Regions from separate parts of the Homo sapiens genome. Here region 2 is linked to region 1. A link is an interaction called in ENCODE POLR2A ChIA-PET data of the cell type or tissue named here. Cell type or tissue: PC-3. All regions are shown on one strand. Each heading gives the region's core, and the rest is flanking DNA. Links, peaks and the distances in the headings are about the cores only. Region 1 overlaps H2AZ1-DT (H2AZ1 divergent transcript). Region 2 has its middle 76 kb from the start of DDIT4L-AS1.

Region 1 (12,547 bases), core at 4,153-6,652:
AGGGCTCACATTAACTGCGCCACTTTGCAGTCTGGACTCACCACTCTGCACCTGAGAAACTCCAGAAATCTGTTCAACACCCGAGTTTGCTTTTCACAACTTTTGTAATCTTTTTTTTTTTAGACAGAGTCCCGCTCTGTCACCCAGGCTGGAGTGCAGTAGTACAATCTCGACTCACTGCAACCTCTGCCTCCCGGGTTCGAGCAATTCTCCTGCCTCAGCCTCCCAAGTTGCTGGGACTACAGGTATGTGCCATCATGTCCAGCTAATTGTTTTTTGTATTTGTAGTAGAGACAGGGTTTCACCATGTTAGCCAGGATGGTCTTGATCTCCTGACCTCATGATCCGCCTGCCTCAGCCTCCCAAAGTGCTAGGATTACAGGCTAAGCCACCACACCCAGCCAACTTTTGTAATCTTGAACAAATTGCTGTGTTCCTGGGCCTCCGTTTTCTTATCTAAACACTTTTAGAAAAAAGTGGAAAAGTGAGATAGATGAACCATAAAGCCATTACAGGGATTAAGTAAGAAAATATATGCAAAATCACACATATCATAAAGCCTTATATGAATGTATGGTAGCATTTGATCATGCCAAGTATTCATTTCTTTAACCCTCTCTTCTCTTGACATATGTGGGATATTCTTCTCTTTCTAGCCTCTAAATCTCCATGTTCCCTTAGGTTTCTTCATCAAACTTTCTCTGACCTTGTTGAGTTGACACACTTTCCTCCTGTGCTCTCAATTCACATGGCTCCAGACAGTACCATATGTGAGTGACACCCAAGAATCTATTTCCAGGGCTTCTGTCCCTTCTGAGCTTCTGATTCAAATCCCCACTTGCACATCCCACATAAAATTAAACTTTTCCAAAATTAAATTCACTATCTTCTGCCTTAGAACTCACTTTCACTTCCTCTAATTCAATGAAATTCAAGTCCTATCTAATTAAACTCCTAGTGTCTCAAAATTCACTTTTCTCCTTCTTGTCACAGACCTAATTCAGACCACTACCATCTCACCTGAATTATTCATTGGTGTTTTAGTTCGTCTCCAAGACTGTCCTGAGCCCTCCAACCCATTCTATAGACCACAGACAGTGTGAATGAATTGTCCCCAAGCCAGGGTTAGATGAGCTTCCTTTTCTTCAGTAACAACATGTGTACTCACCCCCATTGCAGTAACAATGATACTCCCCTGCCCATCTATCCCCATACACATACATTCACATTTTATAATTTCCACAAAGAAAAAGACATTTTGTTTATTTTCATTTATTTTTGTGTACCTACTACCCAGCTAACTGCTTCATACACTGTAGTTCTTTTAATGTTTGAATGAATAAACGGAATAAGTTTGAGTGGAGCAGAATTTGAACTCAATTTAATGAATTTACTGATTATCTCTAGTTTGTCCTAGCTTCAATTCATCAGGAAAAAACAGTGTAGGGCACTCAAATATTTATTGAGGAATATAAAAACATAAGATACATTGATAAATGACAAAACTGAAATAGCTGAAAAAACACTAAAAATAACCAGAGATAACAATTTTGAATTTGCCTTTGCACTGCCACAATGGTTTTTACTGATCAAGTTTACAATTAGGTTCACAAGCCACGTGAGAGAGAGAGAACAGGACAACAAAAAGGTCAAAGAGAATTATGGCATTTTTTTCCAGGATATCTGACTTCCAAATAATGGGAGTCTCATAAAGAAATCAGAAAAAATAAAGAAGAGGAAGAAGGTATTCAACAAATGATTCAAGAAAATTTTCCAGAACTAAAAAACATGAGTTTCCAAACTGAAAGGTGACACCATGATACAAGGTGTCCAGCACAATGGGAAGAAAAACAGTCCTATAAATGCATATGACTGAGAAACTTCAGAACATCACAAATAGAAAAGAAGATGCTAAAAGCTTCTGGAGAGGTGGAAAGGAGAAAGCAGGTCACATACCAACAAGCATGAATCTGAAGGCACTAGATGTCTCAGTACCAAAACTAGTACCTGCAACATAGTAGAAGAATCCCTTCAAATTTTAAGAATGAAGTATTGCAAACCTAGAATTCTACACCCTGTCTAACTATAAATTACGTGCGATGGTAGAATCAGGACGTTTTCAGATGGGCAAGGTCTCAAAGTTCACCTCTCAGGCAGTCTCTCAGGAAGCTACTGGAAAATATGCCCCACCAGAAACAAGAGAGTAAATCAATAAAGAGGAAGTCTCGGGATCCAGGAATAAGGATCTCAGACAGAAGGAAGGTGAAGGAAATATCCCAGATGATGTGACAGGATATCCCAGGAAGACAGCTGAGGGGCAGATGGGGAAGACAAGCAGCCCAGATAGGAGCAGCAGGGTGGAAAGTGTATCTTCAAGACAACAGGGAAACTGAGATTTCCTGAAGTGTTAGACTATATTAAGAGGAACTCAACACTTTGTGAAGCAACACAGGATGACTCTGGTAGCCATGAGCACACAGAAAACAAAGCAAAAATTTTTTTAAAAGATACAATTTAAAGTACCCAGAAAACAAAGTGTAGAAGAAATAATTACAATCCTGATATACTACATGCATCAGCTATGAATGATATCTAATTGGTCATAATGAAAACTGAACATTGGTTTAGCCAAATAAAGCTGTAGCTATACTGAGAAGAGAAGGAGAAGGTAACTGTGATTGAGGTGGTAGGAGGGCAGGGGTTAGAAATAAGAAATTAACCAACAGTATAATAAAAATTTGAAAAAATAGCATTAAATGAGTGTTCTTAGACTTATAGCAGTAGACACCAGGAAAAAGAGCTGAGGGAATTAAAAATGGTTTTCTCTGAGGAGCAATAATCAGGGGAAGGAACAGAAGAATGCTGTTTTTAAATTATTAGCCCTGTGAAATATTTGACTTTTTAAGCTATGTATGTGCATAGCTTTGAAAATAAAAATTCAGCTTAAATAGTAGAAAAATTGATTGCTTTATATTCAGAAATTCAAATATAATTTATAAATAATGACAAATAACATCTTAGATGGTTGACCTAGGAAAACAAGTATTGAACATGTTTAGATCTATGTGATTTCCTGCTGGCACATACTGAAGGTAATAATTCATAGCTAGTAATACTATTAGCATACTTTCTGAGATGTGACATTTCCACCTTCAATTCTATCATTGTATACTATAACTATTTGTTCTGCCAAAATTAAAAGGAGCTTTCAGCTGCAGAGTCCTATATGGCACCCAGTAATCCACCTCTTGGTTTGATACCTGGAAAAATTTCGATGTAAGCAGGGAATGAAAATAATGTTTTCATCGTTCATTGCCATCATGGTATGTTTGTCACAATTGTTTCAATTTACTCCCACACTTATAGCAATGAGAACTAACACAGAACTAGCATTTAGTTAACTGCTGTAAATGCCAAAACAAAACAAAATTTTGACACTGTAAGAGCCATAAATATTTTCATGAGGTCGTTCTGCTGTACTGTAAATAGTTGCAAATTATAGATGTTTTGGAGAGATCATCAGTTTTAAAGCTCTTAGAACTCAAAAGATCTACTGCTGTTATTAATAATTGATATTTCATATGACTATTTAAATAGCCGTATAAATTTATCAGCATTGCACAGGAGGGAGATGTGTGACTTCTCCCTTTTTTTTAATCAGTGTGTTTTTAGGTGACTAGTGATAATTCACCCAAAGCAGATAGGAAACCTTGGATATAATAAAAAAAACCGAGGAGCAATCTGTTTCCTTTCACAATCCAGGGCTACCCATATTATTCAACCTATAAAAGGAAATCACACTCATTTTACATTTTTATTTCCATGCAGCTGTAATTACCAGGCAATGAACTAATGAAATAGGGCCTATAAAGAAAGGACAGCTTCCAAGAAATCAGCTATTTATCTTGTTGCTAGAGAAAAGAACTCTCTTCTAAGGAGGAATCCTGAACCATTAGTGATATAACCAGTAAGTTCTCAGTTTTCTGGACTGATAAATGGAAGTTGTTTTCAGATCTGAACCAAAGACCAGAATTCCATTGCATTGTTTTTAAGTCAGCGGAAATCTAAACCTCTTAAGTTTCAACTGAGGGACTAAAGGGAGATTAAAATCTTTCTTGTTGTATCTCTGAAAAAATATTCAAGATATTGCTAATTGTGGTTGCCTCTAGGAGGAGGATTGGGTGGATGAAGGTTAGGATAGAGGGATTTCTGATTACTGCATAACCATTCAATTTTGTACCACATGCATATATTACTATAACATTTTTTTACAAGTGCTATATGTGGCCAGGCATGGTGGTTCACGCCTATAATCTCAGTATTTTGGGAGGCTAAGGCAGAAGGATCTCTTGAGCCCAGAGGTTTGAGACCAGCCTAAGCAATATAGCAAGACCTCATCTCTGCAAAAACTAGAGAAAATTAGCTGGGTGTAGTGGCATGCACGTACAGTCCCAGCTACTTGGGAGGCTGAGGAGGGAGGATTGCTTGAGCCCAGGAAGTCGAGGATGCAGTGGACCATGATCGTGTCACTGTACTCCAACCTGGGCAACAGAGTGAGAGCTTGTCTCAAAAAAAAAAAAAAGCTATATATGCAGATTTATCTATAGTCTTATAATCTTCATATATTTAAACTCTCACTCAGACATCAGTGCTGTCTGTTAGCACAACAATTACAGTAGTTTAGTAGTTTCTGTTTAAGAATATTCAGTAGAAACTCAGGTTCTACATTTATACATTCCCTGGCTTTTTATTGTTGTTGTTTTTATGAGCTTCTCTCTAACTTCGTGAGTGTGAGTGTGTGTGTGTATGGGTGTGTGTACACAGCTGGGAGCTGAATTTTTATGCTCCTTAAAAATCCTTCTAGTTTTATTTCTTTGAGAGATATCAAGGAATGGCAATGCCTATTAGCCATCAAGTAAGAGAAAAGGAATGCAGAGAGCATAGTAGTGTACTTAAATGGAGCTGTGGAGAATAATATAAATCAAAACTGTCATTCTTGAAGAGCCTAAAGTTGTACTTCTAGCTGCCACAGATATCTAAAATAAGAATTAATCTGCACATTTTTATCTACTGATAAATACATTGTTTTTATTTGGCCACCACAAAATTGCTAGCATTCCCTCTTTTCACCATTTCTGTAACTCCTATCACTTTTATTTACCTGTATTTAAATAATCCACTCTTTAATACCTTAGGGTAAGAGTATGTTAAAATATGAGTGAGCTGGTTGAGAACTCTACTAACATTATAACATGATTTTTATTCCTTTCATGCAGCATTTCAATTTTTAAAAAGCTTTATATTTTCAATATCAAACTTAAGCTAATTTTTAAAAAGAAACGTTAACTGAAATTGATAATAGTCCTTCAATTTTTCAGCCAAATTTATAAAAATCAGACTGTGTTTATGTGATTTCTAGCAACTGGCTAAAAAATTGGAAAATGTAAAACTAGCTATCTGGTGTCAAGTAATTATTTTTGCTGAATTTTGATGAATTATTTACCTCTTGGGTTAATGTGTATTTTAAAATCTATTAACTGGTTAATTCAGGAAGTCCAAATTTGTGTGTACATATAAAATTTTGAGAGTTGTTTTGTAAAAGCAGAGATTCTCAATATTACCTGTGCTGGTCTCAAACTCCTGGCCTCAAGCAATCCTCCCAGCTCGGCCTCCCAAACCTACTGGGGTTACAGGGGTTAAGAGTTTTGTGGGGTTTTTTAAATGTATGATAACTTTGAATAAATTTATCTTCAATACATTTTCCGGGAAAGCTAAAGTGCTTCATCTACAAACACTTAAATCTAGAGCAGGGGTCCCAACCACTGGGCCACAGACTGGTACCAGTCTATGGCCTGCTAGGAACCCTGCCGCACAGCAGGAAGTGATCAGCAGGGCTACAGAGCTTTACTGCCCAAGCTCCACCCGCTGTCAGATGAGCAGCAGCATTAGATTCTCATAGGAGTGCGAATTCTATTGTGAACTGTGCATGCGAGGGGTCTAGGTTCACACTCCTTATGAGAATCTAATGCCTGATGATCTGATACTGTCTCCCATCACCCCCAGATGGGACCCTCTAGTCACAGGAAAACAAGCTCAGGTCTCCCACCAATTCTACATTATGGTTTGTATAATTATTTCATTATATATTACAATGTAATAATAATAGAAATAAAGTTCCCAATAAATGTAATGTGCTTGAATCATCAGTCAGTGGAAAAATTGTCTTCCAGGAAACCAGTCCCTGGTGCCAAAAATATTGGGGACCACAGATCTAGAGCATTACAGAAAAACACAATGTGGTTGCTGTTTTTATGTAACTATGACTTACAAGTAGTAGCATTCCTCCCTCTTGCCCAATTCTGTCTTGTGTCTTGGAATTGAACACTCACCTCCCATTTATTCCATGAATTCGAAGAGTGTGTCTTGTACTTCTGGGGCAGATTTGTTCCAAGGGTGTGTACATCAGTTGCTTGGGTTCTTCCTTGCTGTTTTTGAGGCATCAAGAGCAGCAGCATCTTTTTCTTCCCCTGCTGGCTTCCCTGTTCTGTCTTCCTCAGTAGTAGAGGACTTTTGTTTGTTATGTCTGGCTTGGTAGGGACTCTCCAGGGGTCCCTTATTCTTCCCTTCCGCTTCCCTCAATTCCTATTCCCTTTCATCCTCTCTCCAGGTCCAGAAGCTGGTTTTCCTCTTCTGATTTATGCCTGAGGCAAAGCAGCTGTCTTTTAAAGATAAGAGCCAGAAAATAGATATCAAACAGACATAAAGAATAACATAGGAAAGACAAGAAGTCCCTAAAAATAGCTTTGTCATTAGCTGTTTTTATGCTGAACACCTAGATTTATTTCCCATTGTCCTTTTGCTTGAACAAACCAAGTCAGTCAAACTACCTCACCTGATGAGAAAGAAAATGGTGAAAAGGAAATCCTCTAGGCCAGGCTGATTTAACCAAAGTAATATAATATGAAAAGTGTCTAACTTGAATCTTCTTTTTTGGTAAATATTAAAATTATAGCGTAACCACAAAGGAAGAGTTTGGGGATACAAACAAAGAATAGGATAAAAAGACTTACTGGAAGAAAATGAACTGTGAATACCAAGTAAAATGAGAAGTAAAGAAAGCACATGCATATAATATATATATTTAAATAAACATGCATAAGAAAGCATGAAGCATAGTATGATTTTATATACTACATATTCACGGGAGGATCGAGGAGGAGAAGTCAAAGTTGAATGGCTGCACTCATTGAGCAGGAGAAACCCTGAGATTCCAAAGAATAAGGTAAATTGTCAGCTGCCACTGCCACCTCTATGTTTCCTTTTGGGAGCTGTGGTCCCAGAAGAGGCAGATGTAGAAGAGAGCCTTTAGGATGAGGATGATGGTCCCAGTAATGCTTTGCTTCCCTGGATATTCCTCAAGGGTAAAATTGCATCACAAATGTATATGCATCAAGAACTAATGTAACTGTTTCATCTGTAGGAAGTAAATTACAATGTAGTAAAGAGAAAAGTCAATGCATACTCTGCATAGGGGTTATGTGCATGGGTTTCAGTGTCAGACAGGCAGTGTTAAGACCCTAGGACATGTAATCTAGAACCTTGTTACACAATGTATGATCCACAAGCCAACAGTGTTGGCCTTGACCTGGGAGCTGATTAAAAATGCAGAATCTCAGGATTCACCCCAGACCTACCAAGTCAGAATTTGCAAATTATCAAGACTCTTGGGTGATTCTTTTGCACATAAAGTTTGAGAAACACTGGTCTAGGGTAAGTTTCTTAATCTATTCATGTCTCAGCTTTCTCATTTCTAAAATGGGCATACTAGTACCTACTTCCTAGAGTTGTGGGAATTAAATGAGGAATACATGTAGAGAGATAGCAAATTTCCAATAACTGCTAATGAAGACAAGTCATAAAATATGGTTCAGGATTTTGAAATTGAATTCTATGCTCTGCTGCACACACAATTAAATTTAACTAAAGCTGAGTTTTAATTATAAATGCTAACTGACTTTTATGACCATTTCTCCAAATGAAATAGTCACTTAAAAATGAGTAGATTCTGGAGGAGCCAAGATGGCCGAATAGGAACAGCTCCAGTCTACAGCTCCCAGTGTGAGCGATGCAGAAGACGGGTGATTTCTGCATTTCCATCTGAGGTACCGGGTTCATCTCACTAGGGAGTGCCAGACAGTGGGCGCAGGTCAGTGGGTGCGCGCACCGTGCGCGAGCCGAAGCAGGGCAAGGCATTGCCTCACCTGGGAAGCACAAGGGGTCAGGGAGTTCTCTTTCCGAGTCAAAGAAGGGGGTGACGGACGCACCTGGAAAATCGGGTCACTCCCACCCGAATATTGCGCTTTTCAGACCGGCTTAAAAAACGGCGCACCACGAGACTATATCCCACACCTGGCTCAGAGGGTCCTACGCCCACAGAATCTCGCTGATTGCTAGCACAGCAGTCTGAGATCAAACTGCAAGGCGGCAGCGAGGCTGGGGGAGGGGCGCCCGCCATTGCCCAGGCTTGATTAGGTAAACAAAGCAGCCGGGAAGCTCGAACTGGGTGGAGCCCACCACAGCTCAAGGAGGCCTGCCTGCCTCTGTAGGCTCCACCTCTGGGGGCAGGGAACAGACAAACAAAAAGACAGCAGTAACCTCTGCAGACTTAAGTGTCCCTGTCTGACAGCTTTGAATAGAGCAGTGGTTCTCCCAGCACGCAGCTGGAGATCTGAGAACTGGCAGACTGCCTCCTCAAGTGGGTCCCTGACCCCTGACCCCCGAGCAGCCTAACTGGGAGGCACCCCCCAGCAGGGGCACACTGACACCTCACACGGCAGGGTATTCCAACAGACCTGCAGCTGAGGGTCCTGTCTGTTAGAAGGAAAACTAACAACCAGAAAGGACATCCACACCGAAAACCCATCTGTGTATCACCATCATCAAAGACCAAAAGTAGATAAAACCACAAAGATGGGGAAAAAACAGAGCAGAAAAACTGGAAACTCTAAAACGCAGAGCGCCTCTCCTCCTCCAAAGGGACGCAGTTCCTCACCAGCAACGGAACAAAGCTGGATGGAGAATGATTTTGACGAGCTGAGAGAAGAAGGCTTCAGACGATCAAATTACTCTGAGCTACGGGAGGACATTCAAACCAAAGGCAAACAAGTTGAAAACTTTGAAAAAAATTTAGAAGAATGTATAACTAGAATAACCAATACAGAGAAGTGCTTAAAGGAGCTGATGGAGCTGAAAACCAAGGCTCGAGAACTACGTGAAGAATGCAGAAGCCTCAGGAGCCGATGCGATCAACTGGAAGAAAGGGTATCGGCAATGGAAGATGAAATGAATGAAATGAAGCGAGAAGGGAAGTTTAGAGAAAAAAGAATAAAAAGAAATGAGCAAAGCCTCCAAGAAATATGGGACTATGTGAAAAGACCAAATCTACGTCTGATTGGTGTACCTGAAAGTGACGGGGAGAATGGAACCAAGTTGGAAAACACTCTGCAGGATATTATCCAGGAGAACTTCCCCAATCTAGCAAGGCAGGCCAACATTCAGATTCAGGAAATACAGAGAATGCCACAAAGATACTCCTCGAGAAGAGCAACTCCAAGACACATAATTGTCAGATTCACCAAAGTTGAAATGAAGGAAAAAATGTTAAGGGCAACCAGAGAGAAAGGTCGGGTTACCCTCAAAGGGAAGCCCATCAGACTAACAGCGGATCTCTCGGCAGAAACCCTACAAGCCAGAAGAGAGTGGGGGCCAATATTCAACATTCTTAAAGAAAAGAATTTTCAACCCAGAATTTCATATCCAGCCAAACTAAGCTTCATAAGTGAAGGAGAAATAAAATACTTTATAGACAAGCAAATGCTGAGAGATTTTGTCACCACCAGGCCTGCCCTACAAGAGCTCCTGAAGGAAGCGCTAAACATGGAAAGGAACAACCAGTACCAGCCGCTGCAAAATCATGCCAAAATGTAAAGACCATCGAGACTAGGAAGAAACTGCATCAACTAACGAGCAAAATCACCAGCTAACATCATAATGACAGGATCAAATTCACACATAACAATATTAACTTTAAATATAAATGGACTAAATTCTCCAATTAAAAGACACAGACTGGCAAGTTGGATAAAGAGTCAAGACCCATCAGTGTGCTGTATTCAGGAAACCCATCTCATGTGCAGAGACACACATAGGCTCAAAATAAAAGGATGGAGGAAGATCTACCAAGCAAATGGAAAACAAGAAAAGGCAGGGGTTGCAATCCTAGTCTCTGATAAAACAGACTTTAAACCAACAAAGATCAAAAGAGACAAAGAAGGCCATTACATAATGGTAAAGGGATCAATTCAACAAGAGGAGCTAACTATCCTAAATATTTATGCACCCAATACAGGAGCACCCAGATTCATAAAGCAAGTCCTGAGTGACCTACAAAGAGACTTAGACTCCCACACATTAATAATGGGAGAGTTTAACACCCCACTGTCAACATTAGACAGATCAACGAGACAGAAAGTCAACAAGGATACCCAGGAATTGAACTCAGCTCTGCACCAAGCGGACCTAATAGACATCTACAGAACTCTCCACCCTAAATCAACAGAATATACATTTTTTTCAGCACCACACCACACCTATTCCAAAATTGACCACATAGTTGGAAGTAAAGCTCTCCTCAGCAAATGTAAAAGAACAGAAATTATAACAAACTATCTCTCAGACCACAGTGCAATCAAACTAGAACTCAGGATTAAGAATCTCACTCAAAGCCGCTCAACTACATGGAAACTGAACAACCTGCTCCTGAATGACTACTGGGTACATAACGAAATGAAGGCAGAAATAAAGATGTTCTTTGAAACCAACGAGAACAAAGACACCACATACCAGAATCTCTGGGATGCATTCAAAGCAGTGTGTAGAGGGAAATTTATAGCACTAAATGCCTACAAGAGAAAGCAGGAAAGATCCAAAATTGACACCCTAACATCACAATTAAAAGAACTAGAAAAGCAAGAGCAAACACATTCAAAAGCTAGCAGAAGGCAAGAAATAACTAAAATCAGAGCAGAACTGAAGGAAATAGAGACACAAAAAACCCTTCAAAAAATCAATGAATCCAGGAGCTGGTTTTTTGAAAGGATCAACAAAATTGATAGACCGCTAGCAAGACTAATAAAGAAAAAAAGAGAGAAGAATCAAATAGACACAATAAAAAATGATAAAGGGGATATCACCACCGATCCCACAGAAATACAAACTACCATCAGAGAATACTACAAACACCTCTATGCAAATAAACTAGAAAATCTAGAAGAAATGGATACATTCCTCGACACATACACTCTCCCAAGACTAAACCAGGAAGAAGTTGAATCTCTGAATAGACCAATAACAGGATCTGAAATTGTGGCAATAATCAATAGTTTACCAACCAAAAAGAGTCCAGGACCAGATGGATTCACAGCCGAATTCTACCAGAGGTACAAGGAGGAACTGGTACCATTCCTTCTGAAAGTATTCCAATCAATAGAAAGAGACGGAATCCTCCCTAACTCATTTTATGAGGCCAGCATCATTCTGATACCAAATCCGGGCAGAGACACAACCAAAAAAGAGAATTTTAGACCAATATCCTTGATGAACATTGATGCAAAAATCCTCAATAAAATACTGGCAAAATGAATCCAGCAGCACATCAAAAAGCTTATCCACCATGATCAAGTGGGCTTCATCCCTGGGATGCAAGGCTGGTTCAATATACGCAAATCAATAAATGTAATCCAGCATATAAACAGAGCCAAAGACAAAAACCACATGATTATCTCAATAGATGCAGAAAAAGCCTTTGACAGAATTCAACAACCCTTCATGCTAAAAACTCTCAATAAATTAGGTATTGATGGGACGTATTTCAAAATAATAAGAGCTATCTATGACAAACCCACAGCCAATATCATACTGAATGGGCAAAAACTGGAAGCATTCCCTTTGAAAACTGGCACAAGACAGGGATGCCCTCTCTCACTGCTCCTATTCAACATAGTGTTGGAAGTTCTGGCCAGGGCAATCAGGCAGGAGAAGGAAATAAAGGGTATTCAATTAGGAAAAGAGGAAGTCAAATTGTCCCTGTTTGCAGACGACATGATTGTTTATCTAGAAAACCCCATCGTCTCAGCCCAAAATCTCCTTAAGCTGATAAGCAACTTCAGCAAAGTCTCAGGATACAAAATCAATGTACAAAAATCACAAGCATTCTTATACACCAACAACAGACAAACAGAGAGCCAAATCATGAGTGAACTCCCATTCACAATTGCTTCAAAGAGAATAAAATACCTAGGAATCCAACTTTCAAGGGATGTGAAGGACCTCTTCAAGGAGAACTACAAACCACTGCTCAAGGAAATAAAAGAGGATACAAACAAATGGAAGAACATTCCATGCTCATGGGTAGGAAGAATCAATATCGTGAAAATGGCCATACTGCCCAAGGTAATGTATAGATTCAATGCCATCTCCATCAAGCTAC
Region 2 (12,547 bases), core at 3,567-6,066, 110 kb before region 1:
GCCACCCTGGATCAGAAGTATTTTGTTCAGTCCAACGTTTTGTGGTTTTTTTTTTTTTCATCAACATGTCAAATTTTATTGATTTCTTCTCAATAGCGTTTTTCTTTTATTATTATTATTATTATTATTATTATTATTATTATACTTTGAGTTTTAGGGCACATGTGCACAACGTGCAGGTTTGTTGCATAGGTATACATGTGCCATGTTGGTGTGCTGCACCCATTAACTCGTCATTTAGCATTAGGTGTATCTCCTAATGCTATCCCTCCCCTCTCCCCCCACCCCACAACAGTCCCCGGTGTGTGTTGTTCCCTTTCCTGTGTCCATGTGTTCTCATTGATCAATTTCCACCTATGAGTGAGAACATGCGGTGTTTGGTTTTTTTGTCCTTGCGATAGTTTGCTGAGAATGAGGCCCATTGACTAATGCCTCCAGAAGCCAGGAGAAATAAAGTGTCTATAAAACAGATCATATAAAGAATAGGTGAAGAGACTAGTGATATTTAATTACATAAATCAAATTTAAAATGGCCTGGGACAGGGCAAAAATGAAGTGAAGTGCACAGAGATGCAACCTGGCTGTCTTTAAATATTTGAAGAGCTGTCATTTAAAAGAAGCATATAATTTATTCTATATCACAATTAATTGTAGGAAATATGCTAATACTTTTTATCAGAAAACAGAACGAGATGCAGTGAATAAAAATGCACATCGGCAGATTTGATCTCAATATTATCAGGAAACTTTTAATGATTCGAATTGCTCAAATGAATAAGATTGACAGGTCGATTTTTCTTTCCATTAAGCCACCATTGAGCCCCGTCTTACAACTCCAGCATTCAAATACTTTCTAAGCCGGTATCGTGTTCTCAGCCCTGCAATTGGTCTGTTGTGTGTAGGGACAGGAGAAATGAGGATGTGAGCATGCAGTCAGCTCCTCTGCCTGTGTCCTTTACTCTGGGCACCTTTGCTGAAAGTTACTATTTTTCTTGGGTCTTGGGAAGTGACAAAGTGCCACTTGATTTCTGTTCAGTGTTCCGTCTTCCTGTTTAAAAACTATATATTTTTTTTTTAATTTTTTTTCTGAATTCTAAATATTTTTTAACATTCATCTAGGGTCTCCTTAAAATCCAAAACCTTTAGAAAACATAGGAAGAATTCAAGTACTGTAGTCCTCCCTTTTCCGCAGTTTCACTTTCCATGCCTTTAGTTACCTGCTGTCAATTGCAGTCTAAAAATATTAAATGGAAAGTTCCAGAAATAAGCAATTTGTCATGTTATTTTTTTCTTTTATTTATTATTTCACTTAAGGCCAGCTCTAAATTTCATTGGTTTTAAATTGTGTGTCATTCTGAGTAGCATGGTGAAATCTCATGCCCTCCTGTTCCAGTGGGGAATATGAATCATTTCTTTGTCCAGCAAATCCATGCTGTAGACACTACCCACTCGTTAGTAGCTGGCTGGGCCATTAAACTGACTGTCACAGTATGGAAATGATTGTGTTCCAGTAGCCCTTATTTTACTTAATAATGGCTCCACAGCTCAAGATTAGTGATGCTGGCAATTTAGATATGCCGAAGAGAAGCTGTAAAGTGCTTCCTTTAAGTGAAGAGGTGAAAGAAGTTATTGACTTAAGGAAAGAAATTATACGCTGAGGTTACTAAGATCTTTGGCAACAACAAATCTCCTATCTTTGAAATTGTGACTAAGGAAAGAAATTGATGCTAGTTTTGTTGTTGCACCTCAAACTGCAAAAGTTATGGCTTGATACGTGCTTAGCTATAATGAAAAAGGCATTAAATTTGTAGGTGAAAGACAGGAACAGAAATGGATTCCAACTGACAGCAATAGGGCTCAGTCCTAGCCATGGTGTCGGGCATCCCCTGGTGGTCCTGGAACATATCCCCATAGATAAGAAGAAACAACTGCAATTCCATATGGTTCTACTTAAATTTATTGCTTCCTATAACACCAGACATTTATGAAATCTGCACTAATAAAACACACCTAATTTGCTCCACAACACATTAAGCAAAGGGATTCTCTACGAGTTACTATTAACAGTTACCATTCTCTTTTACATTCCTTCTGGGAACCTGCTATCTATCCCCATGCCATATATACAGCTGTGGAGTCTCATACTTTTCTGTATGTACAAAAACAAACAAACCAAAACAAACAAACAACAAAAACTCTTGGTTATAGACCTTTGTACTTTTTGAAGTATGTATAGAGTAAATCATGTTTTCTAGGCAAAATTGTATCACAAGAGGGGTCAGACATACAATGAAAGGAGATAACAAAATGTTCATTATCACTGGGCCTCTTTTTCCCTTGAAAATTGTAGTATTAAAACATTCTATGGCTGGGTATGTTGGCTGATGCCTGTAATCCTAGCACTTTGGGAGGCTGAAGTGGCAGGATTACTTCAGCCCAGGAGTTAGAGACCAGCCTGGGCAACATAGTGAGACCCCCGTCTCTAAAAGAAATAACAAACATTCTATCATTCAAAAGTAGCCTCTCAAAAACAGCCTTTAAAACTGCTCAGGGTGTTTAAAGCGGGCTTTGGGTCCCAGTACATGAATCAGAACTCCCTTCCCTTGGTTCCTCCAGGGCACTAGCCCTCACCCTCATGCCATGCCAGCAGATGGCAAGTACACATGCATGGGGGGAGGGAGTGGGTGAATGCACTCGAGTTGCATCTACAAGGCAAAGTGAATGAGAGAACTGGACACCCCATCCATTTGGTCTCTGTAAAGAGCAAAACCAGATTATTTGCTTAATTTTGTATATGTGCAGAGGTGCAGAGTATCTTTGTAAAAACAGATTTATGCGAGAAATAAAATCTGCGAAATGGCCCAGGATATTCCAGTCATCATATCCAATTGAAGACATATGAAGAAGGAAAGAGACAGAGAGACAGAGAAAATGGGCAGCCCTACTTTATAAACCGGTAAGTTTTCAAAATCTTTTCAGAAATCAGAATGTTTCTCGTAAAAATAACCTTATAAAATATATGTTGGTTTCTAGGCAAATCTGCAAAAGGCTTTTTAAACTCACTTTGAACTTGGATGTAGTACTAAAAAAGAAGAAAAAACACTAGCATGTTTTAAACATTTAATATTTTCCAGTTATCTCATTTAATCTGAACCACAATAAATAAATTATACCTAATAAATTAGATGTAATTTATCATCATCATCTCTAGTATGTAGTTGGGAAAACTGAAGTTCAAGCTCAAGCTGTTAATTGTTGGTGAAATGACACATGACAGCCCTTCTGACTTCAAAAACTCATCATTTTAACCACTACACAGTACTCCCTCCAACTTCCCCGCTGTAGTCATGTTTCTGAGATAATGTATCCTGAGCTCCAACTGGAGATATCAATACCCCATCACCTTGGCAGCCCTAAAGCTGAGTGTGGATCCTGCCTGTGCCCAGCTAGCCCCCTCTTGAGCAATTAGAGGAGATATTTCCCTATTCTGAGCCAATTCGTTGTAGGGAAAATGCCAAAACATTGTCAGGAAAGTTAGCAGGAAAAAGACAAACAGGAAAGAGGGATCTCAGGCCCTTGAGAGGGAGTTCTCCATTGTAGGGAAAATGCTAAAACATTGTCAGAAAAGTTAGCAGGAAAAAGGCAAACAACAGAGAGGGCATCTCAGGCCCCTGAGAGGGCATTCCCAGTCTGAGATGCTGCCAAGAGATAAGCCCCTGTTGCAGCAAGAAGTTGTCCCAAGTGCTCATTCAAAAGGAAATATAAAATGGGTGGGTGAAGTTAATTCAGGAACTGCTTGTGTGTTAAATACAATTTAAGCCTGCTGAATGGTTCCCATTAGACTTGCCCCTGACTTCATGAAGACTACACTCCGTGTTGTAGTTAGTAAAAGAGTTTGGAGACTTGGGTGTTACACCGAGCTCTGACACTAACTAGAAGTATGGCTGTCTTAGTCCTAGAGCTGCTATAACAAAATACCATAGACCAAGTGGTTTATAAACAACAAAAATTTATTTCTCACAGTTCTGGAAGCTGGAAGATCAAGATCAAAGCATCAGAAGATTCAGTGCCTGGTAAAAGCCTGCTTCCTCACAGACAACCCTCTTCTGGCTTCTCACAACATGGAAACGGGTAGCTAGAGTTCTGGGGTCTCTTTTACAAGGATTCTAACCTCATGACCTAATTACCACCCAACACCCCTCCTTCAAATACCATCCCTTTATGGGTTACAATTTCAACATACGAATTTGAAGGGGACACAAACATTTAGACCACAGCATGCAATGTTAGTCAAATCTCTTCCCTGAATCTCCATTTGTTTAATATTTAAATTTGAGGAAGTTTCACAAAAGCACAAACACAAACACAAGACTGTGATCTCTAAGACCTATGCTAAAAGACTTTGAATTCTAATCATCTTCCTAAATAGCACTGCTATGGCCCAGAAAACATAAATTACAAGCACAGGAAGAACTAGAAAAATTAGGAGGGAAGAAGGAGGAGAAAGGTCTTTTTTCTCAGTTATTAAAGAAAACATTACCCAGTGACGCTTGTTAAAGCACAGTAAGGCAGACTTTATTCAGGACCATCGCAATAAGCATAGGGACCCGGCTACAGGATTTTGTAGTGAAGGAGAGAGATTGGGCTCAACTCCAAATACAGCATGGGCAAGTGGAAATTTATAGTCAAGAAGGTCAAGAAGCAGGGTTGGGGTCAGCGGATGGAAAATTACTAAGAGGAAGCATTAGGAGTAAGGAGGATTCTTACTAAACTGACCTTACAAGATTCTTGCTGAAGAGAAGCCTGGGTGATCAAACATCAACTGGAATTGGCAGAAGAGAGGCACCCAATCAGATGTCAAGAGTGATCACAGCTGGGCATGGTGGCTCATGCCTGCAATCCCAGCACTTTGGGAAACTGAGGTGGGAGGATCGCTTGAGCCCAGGGGTTTGACACCAGCCTGGGGAACATAGCGAGACCCCCTTATTTCTACAAAAAAAAAAGAAGAAGAAGAAGAAGAATTAACTTATAATTAAAAATAAAAATATTATCCTGGTGTGATCACACCACTGCACTCTGACCTGGATGACAGAGTGAGACCCTGGTTTAAAAACAAAACAAAACAAAACAAAAAACAGGGTGATCAGATATTGAGGGTGGAAAGTTCATGCTAAATTCTGATTTTACAAAAGCACACAGATGGGTCTAGAAGCCTGACTAAAGTTTAGTTGAGCAAAGAATCTTTGTCACAGTCAGGCTGGTATCAATCCTACAGTAATCTGGGGGTTATTTTTCGGCTCGCTAAGTTTAGGGGTGAAAAAGTTGTGATACTTTTCCTCATCTATCATAAGGGTCTTGGCTGACACATTCATAACAATAGACAGGTTAACAAGAGAGCAGCATAACAAATTTATTTAATCAAAGTTTTATGTGATGTGGGAGCTTTCAGAAATGAAGATCCAAAGATACATTGAAAACTTTTTTTTTTTTTTTTTTTTGCTTAAGTTCAATGACGAATGGATAGCTGTATAAAAGTATGGTTGGACAAAAAGATATAGTCTAATGATTATAGATTGGGGGTGGGGGGACACCCAGCAAAGCCTGTCCAGATACTTCTTGGCCCCTCTGTGTAGCATTTCTTTCTACCAGGTATGGGGTCTTATGACCAACTGGAATGAGGATCTTATGTCCCTCTGGAATAAGGGTCTATGACCAACTATTAGACAAAGTAGGTCAGAAAATTTCTTTGTGGCCAGCTCCTAGACAGAAAGTCAGGGGAAGGTTACAGTAATATTTCTAAGTGTTATGGTTTGCTTTTGGGGGAGAGAGATTCTAGTTTCTATAACCCACATTAGGGAAGAGGAACTCTGGTGTCTGTGACTCGCTTTGTGGGAGAAGAATGGGCAGGAGACAGGAGGGCAGGAGGTCAGAGAGAACTTGCTTCTGAGGCCTTCCAATCTTCTTGAGTTCAAAGTACTCAGCATGTCAAAGCAGCATACTTTAGGGTGCCGTTTTCTGAGTCCCAACATAAGTAATCCATCACAATTATCTTACTACTGTAAGGCTCCTATTCAGATAGAAGCATTCTTATCTTAAGAAAAGACCTGAATTTGAATACCTGTAGGTAAAATATTTAGGGCAAACATTTAGAGGAAATTATATTTAATATTTTAAATCAATTAGGATTCTTTTCTAACCACCAGTAATGGAGATTTCACCTGCTGCTAATGTTCCTTTTGGTTTTGGAAGCAGCTTACTGTGAATGCAAAGGGTTTGAGGGAAAATGGTCTGTTAAGAGCAATTCACAGAGAAAAAGAACAACCAGGAAGGTTCATGAATATGAATAAGACAAGTCAGGGGTATCTGAAAAATACAAATGAGGCACCTCCCGTTAAACTTTGGAAAACAGAAGGCAGCAAAAAAGGATTCTTCTGCAGCCTAAGTAGCCAATCCTTAATTTAAAAAGCAGAGCAAAATAGAAAGCAGTTGACAAATGGAAAAATACAGAGCACAGTGAATTAGTATGCCCACTTGTGGGAGCTACTGAAGTTCCACATGATTGAGAAATGAGACAGACTTAATGACATTTGGTTTAATTTGTTAATGCTTTACCACCAGGGTATCTTTCATATGGGCATATTTTCTAAATAAAATATGGGTAGGAATCAAGAGACAGTAAACAGTTGAATGTTCCTTTTTCTTCCAATTCAGTTAAAGGATAATGCTATCTCTAAAAATATTATTTTCTCAGTTCAAAATCTTTATTTTATGAAATAAATATTGTGTTCTGAATGCTCGGGTATGGGTGGTTTTTATGCACTCATTTATTCAACAAATGTTTGTTGAGTGTCCCCTATAAAGTAGGTATCAGGTGTATAATAGCTCCTGTCTTAGTCCATTGAGGTTGCTAGAACAAAATACTGTAAACTCAGTAGCTTTTAAACAACAGAAATGTATTCTTTACAGTTGTGGAGACTGGGCAGTCCAAGAGGAAATTGCCACCAGATTTGGTGTTTGGTGAGGGCCTACTCATAGATGGCACCTTCTTGCTGTTTTCTCACCTGGTAGAGAGTTAGGGGTTCTCTCTAGAGTCCCTTTTATTGTAGCAGGACCAGCTGCAAACAAAACTCCTCAGACACCGAGTTAAAGAAGGAAGGGGTTTATTCGGCTGGGGGCATTGGCAAGACTCCTGTTTCAAGGGCCGAGCTCCCTGAGCGAGCAATTCCTGGCCCTTTTAAGGGCTCATAACTCTAAGGGGGTATGCGTGAGAGGGTGGTGATCGATTGAGCAAGCAGTGGGTACGTGACTGGGGGCTGCATGCACCAGTAATTAGATCGGAACAAAACAGGATAGGGATTTTCACAGTGCTTTTCTATACAATGGCTGTAATCTATAGATAACATAACCGATTAAGTCAGGGATCGATCTTTAATTACCAGGCCCAGGGTGTGGCGTCAGGCTTTCTACTTGTGGATTTCATTTCTGCCTTTTAATTTTTACTTTTTCTTCTTTGGAGGCAGAAATTGGGCATAAGACAATATGAGGGGTGGTCTCCTTCCTTATTACAAGGGCACTAATGTCATTCATGAGGGCTCCATCCTCATAACCTAATCACCTCCCAGTGCCCTACCTCCTAATACTATTACCTTGGAAGTCAGGATTTCAGCAATTGAATTTTGGGAGGACATAAACATTCAGTCCATTGCAGCTCCCATCAAAACACATACTACGGAGGCTGAGGTGGGAGAACCCAGGAGGCAGAGGTTGCAGTGAGCCGAGATCGCACCATTGCACTCCTGCCCGGGCCACAAGAGTGAAACTCCCATCTCAGAAAACAAAAACAAAAACAAATACATACTATGTACTGATTACATACATTAGATGACTTAATTCTCACATTGTTACAAGTGAAGCATAATACTTTTTATATTTGAGAAAAGTGAGGCTCAAAGAGACTTATTAACTTTCTCAAGTTCTCATGCTTTGATTTAATGGAGCCAAATTTAAAACTCAAATTTGAGTCCAAAGTCCATAATTTTTTCATGATGCCAAAGTGCTTCACAAATGACAGCAAAGATAGATCTTTGATTGTGCTAGGACTCAGACCTTGTGAAAGGAGCTTATGGTCTTAGGGTAGGCAGCTGGAATATAATTTTAATAGAACTTAGCTTGATGGCTTTGAAACCACAGGCATTGATGTCTTTAGGCCTCAGTTTTCTTATCTATAAAATCGGGACACTAATTAGCCTACTGCCTTGTGATAAATATAGATTAAATGAAATATTAGGTAAAATTCTTATTTCAGAACTAAATAGTAGCAAGCATTCAGTAAATGTCAGCTATTATTCTGATCTGTGATAGATGGGGACTCCCACAGTATTTTATGCAAGAATGCCCTTCCCAACCTGTTATGTGTACATGTTTGGAGGAGGAAATATTTTTAATTCTTTTTTTTTTTTTTTTGAAATGAATTCTAGCTCTGTCACCCAGGCTGGAGTGCAGTGGTGCAATCTTGGCTCACTGCAACGTCCACTTCCCAGGTTCAAGCAATTCTCCTGCCTCAGCCTCAGCCTCCTGAGTAGCTGAGATTATAGGTGTGTGCCACCATGCCCAGCTAATTTTTGTATTTTTAGTACAGACGGAGTTTCACCATATTGGCCAGGCTGGTCTCAAACGTCTGACCTCCAGTGATCTGCTTGCCTTGGCCCCCCAAAGTGCTGGGATTACAGGTGTGAGTCACCGTGCCTGGCCTTAATTCTTTGTATAACTTCCCTCCTGAAATTTCTGTGTTTTCTTATGGCTTGATATTCTGGGTATGATTTTAACAGGCTATAAACTCAGATAGAAGAATTGATATCTTTTTTACTTCAAATTTAAAATTTTCAATAAATAGATTTATTTTCCTCATAAGCCTCAATTTTCCCCTGATGGCAGAAAACTTGATTCACTCATTTCTAGGTAATACTCAGACATATTCATTGATGTCTTGGTTTAATCAGGATCTTGGCAAATCTTAGTCTTTCAGGGTTTCTTCCTTCCTCCAGTCCTCCTCTGTGGTCCAAGGATGCCAAGGTCTTGGCCCTTGATTCTTGAAAAGTCTTTCCTGTCAAAGTGATTGCCTTTGCCATGCATTTGTGGGAACGTCTACTTGATAAATTCAAGTGTTAAGCCTTGAATCTTTTTCTTACTTTCTATTTCTGAGGTTAAAACCCCTACCCATGGATATGAACATAGAAGGCCCTCCCTGCTACCAAAATAGGGGGAAAGAAGAACAGGAAGTCTGGAGCAAAAATAAAACCTCAGTTACTATGTCAAAATATTATCTTACTATATAAGAACAGAAACCTTCTCAAATTAATTCGAGTTTAGAAAAAAAAAAAAAAGGAGAATACAGGGATTTCATGGATTTCAATCTCAAGAAGCAAGGCAAGCTGGCCTTCTTAGAATACGAACACCAGGAAACTCAAAGTCCTAGCTCTCTCTTCCCATCCCAGGACTTTATCATTTCTCTCATCTGCTTTTTTCTATGAGTTGGCTTCATTCTTCAGTCTCTCGATCTGCTTTCTTTGTTTAATTATCTTACATATGGCTCCAAAACAATGGCTCCAACAACTGTTCATGTGACTTTCCTGCTCAAGTCCTGTAGCTGGCTTCAGTTGTCTCTGGGTTTCTTAATACAAAACTATCACCAGAGAGAATCTGGCTGGTTGGGCTCATCTGTTACAGCCAGCCCTGACAGGCTGCTGAGCAGTCCGTGGCTTAATGGCCTTTGGGTCAGTTATCTATTTCTAGGCCAATCAGCTATTGCTGTAGCAGATGTCCTAAAACACATTGTTAATATTTTTTTTGATTATAGAAGAAAGGGTGTTAAAGACATTGCATGCTAAAAGTAAAAAGGAAAGTGAATTATTTGATCAAAAAACTGCTCTCATCCAAGACTTCAGAGGAAACTACCTTTGACTGCCCCAGTAGCCATTCTAGAAGTTTCCAAGAAATTTAATGGCAGCACGAAACTATTTATCCATATCATTTCCATCTGCCAGTGTTTTCTAGTGTTGGAATTTCTATTTACGGTAGGGTGGTATGTATGTAAACCTGTTTAATATTTTGTTACACAGCCCCTCTTAGAGATAAGGAGATGAATTTCCTTTACTTTTAGGTAATATTTTCTGTGCAAATATATTAGCTGGGTGTCCTGGAGGAGCTGTGAGACCTGTGAGTTGTCCTGATATATCACTGGAGGATAAGAGGGGAGACATCAAAGGTAGATATGCAGAGGGCAAGAGTATCTCAGTCTACTATAAAGTTTTATTTCATGTTGACTCAGCCTGAAAGAAAGGGCTCTCAAAGACTTTTCATGGTTGTATTTTGGACTTTTAGAAAAGTATATTTAACAGAGGTTTCTGTTATTCAGGAAGTAACTTAAAAGAAAGAATAACTGATTTATGTGAAGTGAAAAGAAAATAAGGTTTCTAGAAAAAGTTATCTCTAAATTTTTATGACTCCTTATTGAGTAGCATTTGTGATAAAAATTCTTTTTGTTGTTTTAAATGTAAACTTTGTGAGATTTGCACTTAATGAAGAAGATTCTCTAAATGAGGAAATTTCTCTAAAATTCCAACCAATTGCAAATAAAGCAGTAATAAGACTCAGGAAAGAGAGAAAGGAAATGAAATGAAATTAGATTCTGGTGAATTTTATCTTTGCTACTTTTTAAGGTAATTGAATTAACAGAGCTAACCAAGTGTGCAAATGGATTAAATCTCAAAACAGGGTTCTTCAAATGCTGGGTACACATTTTCTTATACTGGGACATCTGGGAATCTTCCAGAGTGGCTACACTTAAAATCTTGATGGCCAATTGTATCAGGACAGAAGGAGAAAAAGAAAAAGCTGTAGGGACAGACATATATTGGCTATAAGCAGTCAAATCATCTTCAACTTAAGTCTCATAATTTCACTAAAGTTACTTCCTATTTGTATGATTTCTTGACTATTCATTGAAATACCTAATGAGAACTGCCAAAATCAGAAAAGAAATGTAGTGGGCATGAAAAAAGCCATGGAAAACCTGAAAACCAAACACTGCCTTAAACATAAGAGCACATGCCAAGATCAGATGCAAAGTTGGTCAAGTTTGTTTTGGGGAAGGAAGCTGTTTGAACATATTTTCTGTGCTTTAGAATCAATTCTTTCCTTTTTTATCATTGCATTTCCCATCTGTAAAAATGATTATAGAAATATATTTGCAAGATGGCCACAATCTGCCATCTGCATATAATCTCTACATGTCGATAACATACACCAAAACTATGCAAGCCTTAAACAGAGTGACAACTCTATCATCTGTTAGAAAGCATGGTACTGCACAAGGATGTACCACTTGGAGTTGGAATGATGGTTCAAGTAAGTAGAGAAATTGAGCAAAATGAGACACCTGACTTTGTGATATAAAATATGCAGACATAGAAGTTGTACAATCTGGAATATTTTAAAACCTAATTGAGATTTGAGTCTGTGGTATCCTTGTTTGACAGGAAAATCTTTAATGTGTGTGCCTACGTTTCTATAAAGAAAACATTTACTGAAAAAGTAACCTTTTCCTTCCAAAAGAGGAAAAATTCTTTTTACTGTTTTAAATGTAAATATGATTGGCAGAGAAAATTAAATGAACAACAGCAAAAATTACAGTTAGCCACTCCATGGGAAGTGGTAGTTGCAGACACCGCCGGGTGATTCTTTTGCTACAAGGTAGCTTCTGGAAGGTAACCTGAGGTATAAGTAGAAGGATCTTTGTATTATTTTGCTTTATTTTGTTTTATTAATGGAAAAGTCTTCAATAAGTATTGTTTGCTAACACCATAAAGTCTACTTATCTTAAAAGAAAAATTCAGCTAAAAAATATTACATCTTTCTTTTCGGGTAGGAAAAGCAATCAAAACCCACAAGATTCTAAGAGGTCATAGGAGTATTAGCAAAGGAAATGCTAAGGTTGGTCATAAGTGGCACAAGCAGAAATAGTCTTTAAAACTAATGACACTTGAAATTTCACTGGTGACAAGCAGAATTCCATGGTCTGGGGAGGAGCAAGTTAGACTGGGGTCTAGGTGAATGGGTTTCACAGTGTGGTCCCCAAGCCAGAAACTAAAAATATGTATTATTAAACTATACTTATTATTGCTTAAATTTTATATGTAATTATCATGTTGTATCTAATTGTTTATGTAACTATTATGCTGAACAAATAGAATTCAAAAGCGTGGAAACTCCAAGTCTATTCTTTATCACAAATACCTGCTGCAAACCCTCTTACCTTTCTTCTTGTGCCTGGATAAGAACTTGAGTGGGTCACATAGTTTTTTCAGTTACTTTTAGACATAATAGCAGTCCCATTTAATGTAATACTCTTACTTCTGTTTGTTAGTTCAGACATATTTCAGGCAGAAATCTGCAGCAGGGAAGGGATTGGGATGTCTGGCCAACCTTCTTTGTTTCCATGGTACCAGTTCTTCCCTCAAGTCCCTTGCCACATTTCTAATTGTTTCAC

The links. ChIA-PET counts read pairs that join two places held together with the same protein. Peaks named below come from ENCODE experiments on the same cell type or tissue, not always from the same donor. Only the 100,000 strongest peaks of a DNase experiment are listed, where the experiment ranks them.
Region 2: POLR2A ChIA-PET joins it to region 1 with 9 read pairs; 3 of 35 experiments call an interaction of 5 or more read pairs at or near these places.

What each region holds. Positions count from the first base shown.
Region 1 is chr4:100,002,074-100,014,620 of GRCh38, reverse strand. All of the region lies in intron 1 of H2AZ1-DT (H2AZ1 divergent transcript), which reads right to left. Among named protein-coding and RNA genes, the nearest start is that of H2AZ1-DT, 58 kb to the right of the region's middle. In PC-3, for the core only: no CTCF peak of the experiment used is centred there; no DNase peak of the experiment used is centred there; H3K27ac peaks cover 390 bases.
Region 2 is chr4:100,107,280-100,119,826 of GRCh38, reverse strand. No RefSeq gene overlaps it. Among named protein-coding and RNA genes, the nearest start is that of DDIT4L-AS1, 76 kb to the left of the region's middle. In PC-3, for the core only: no CTCF peak of the experiment used is centred there; no DNase peak of the experiment used is centred there.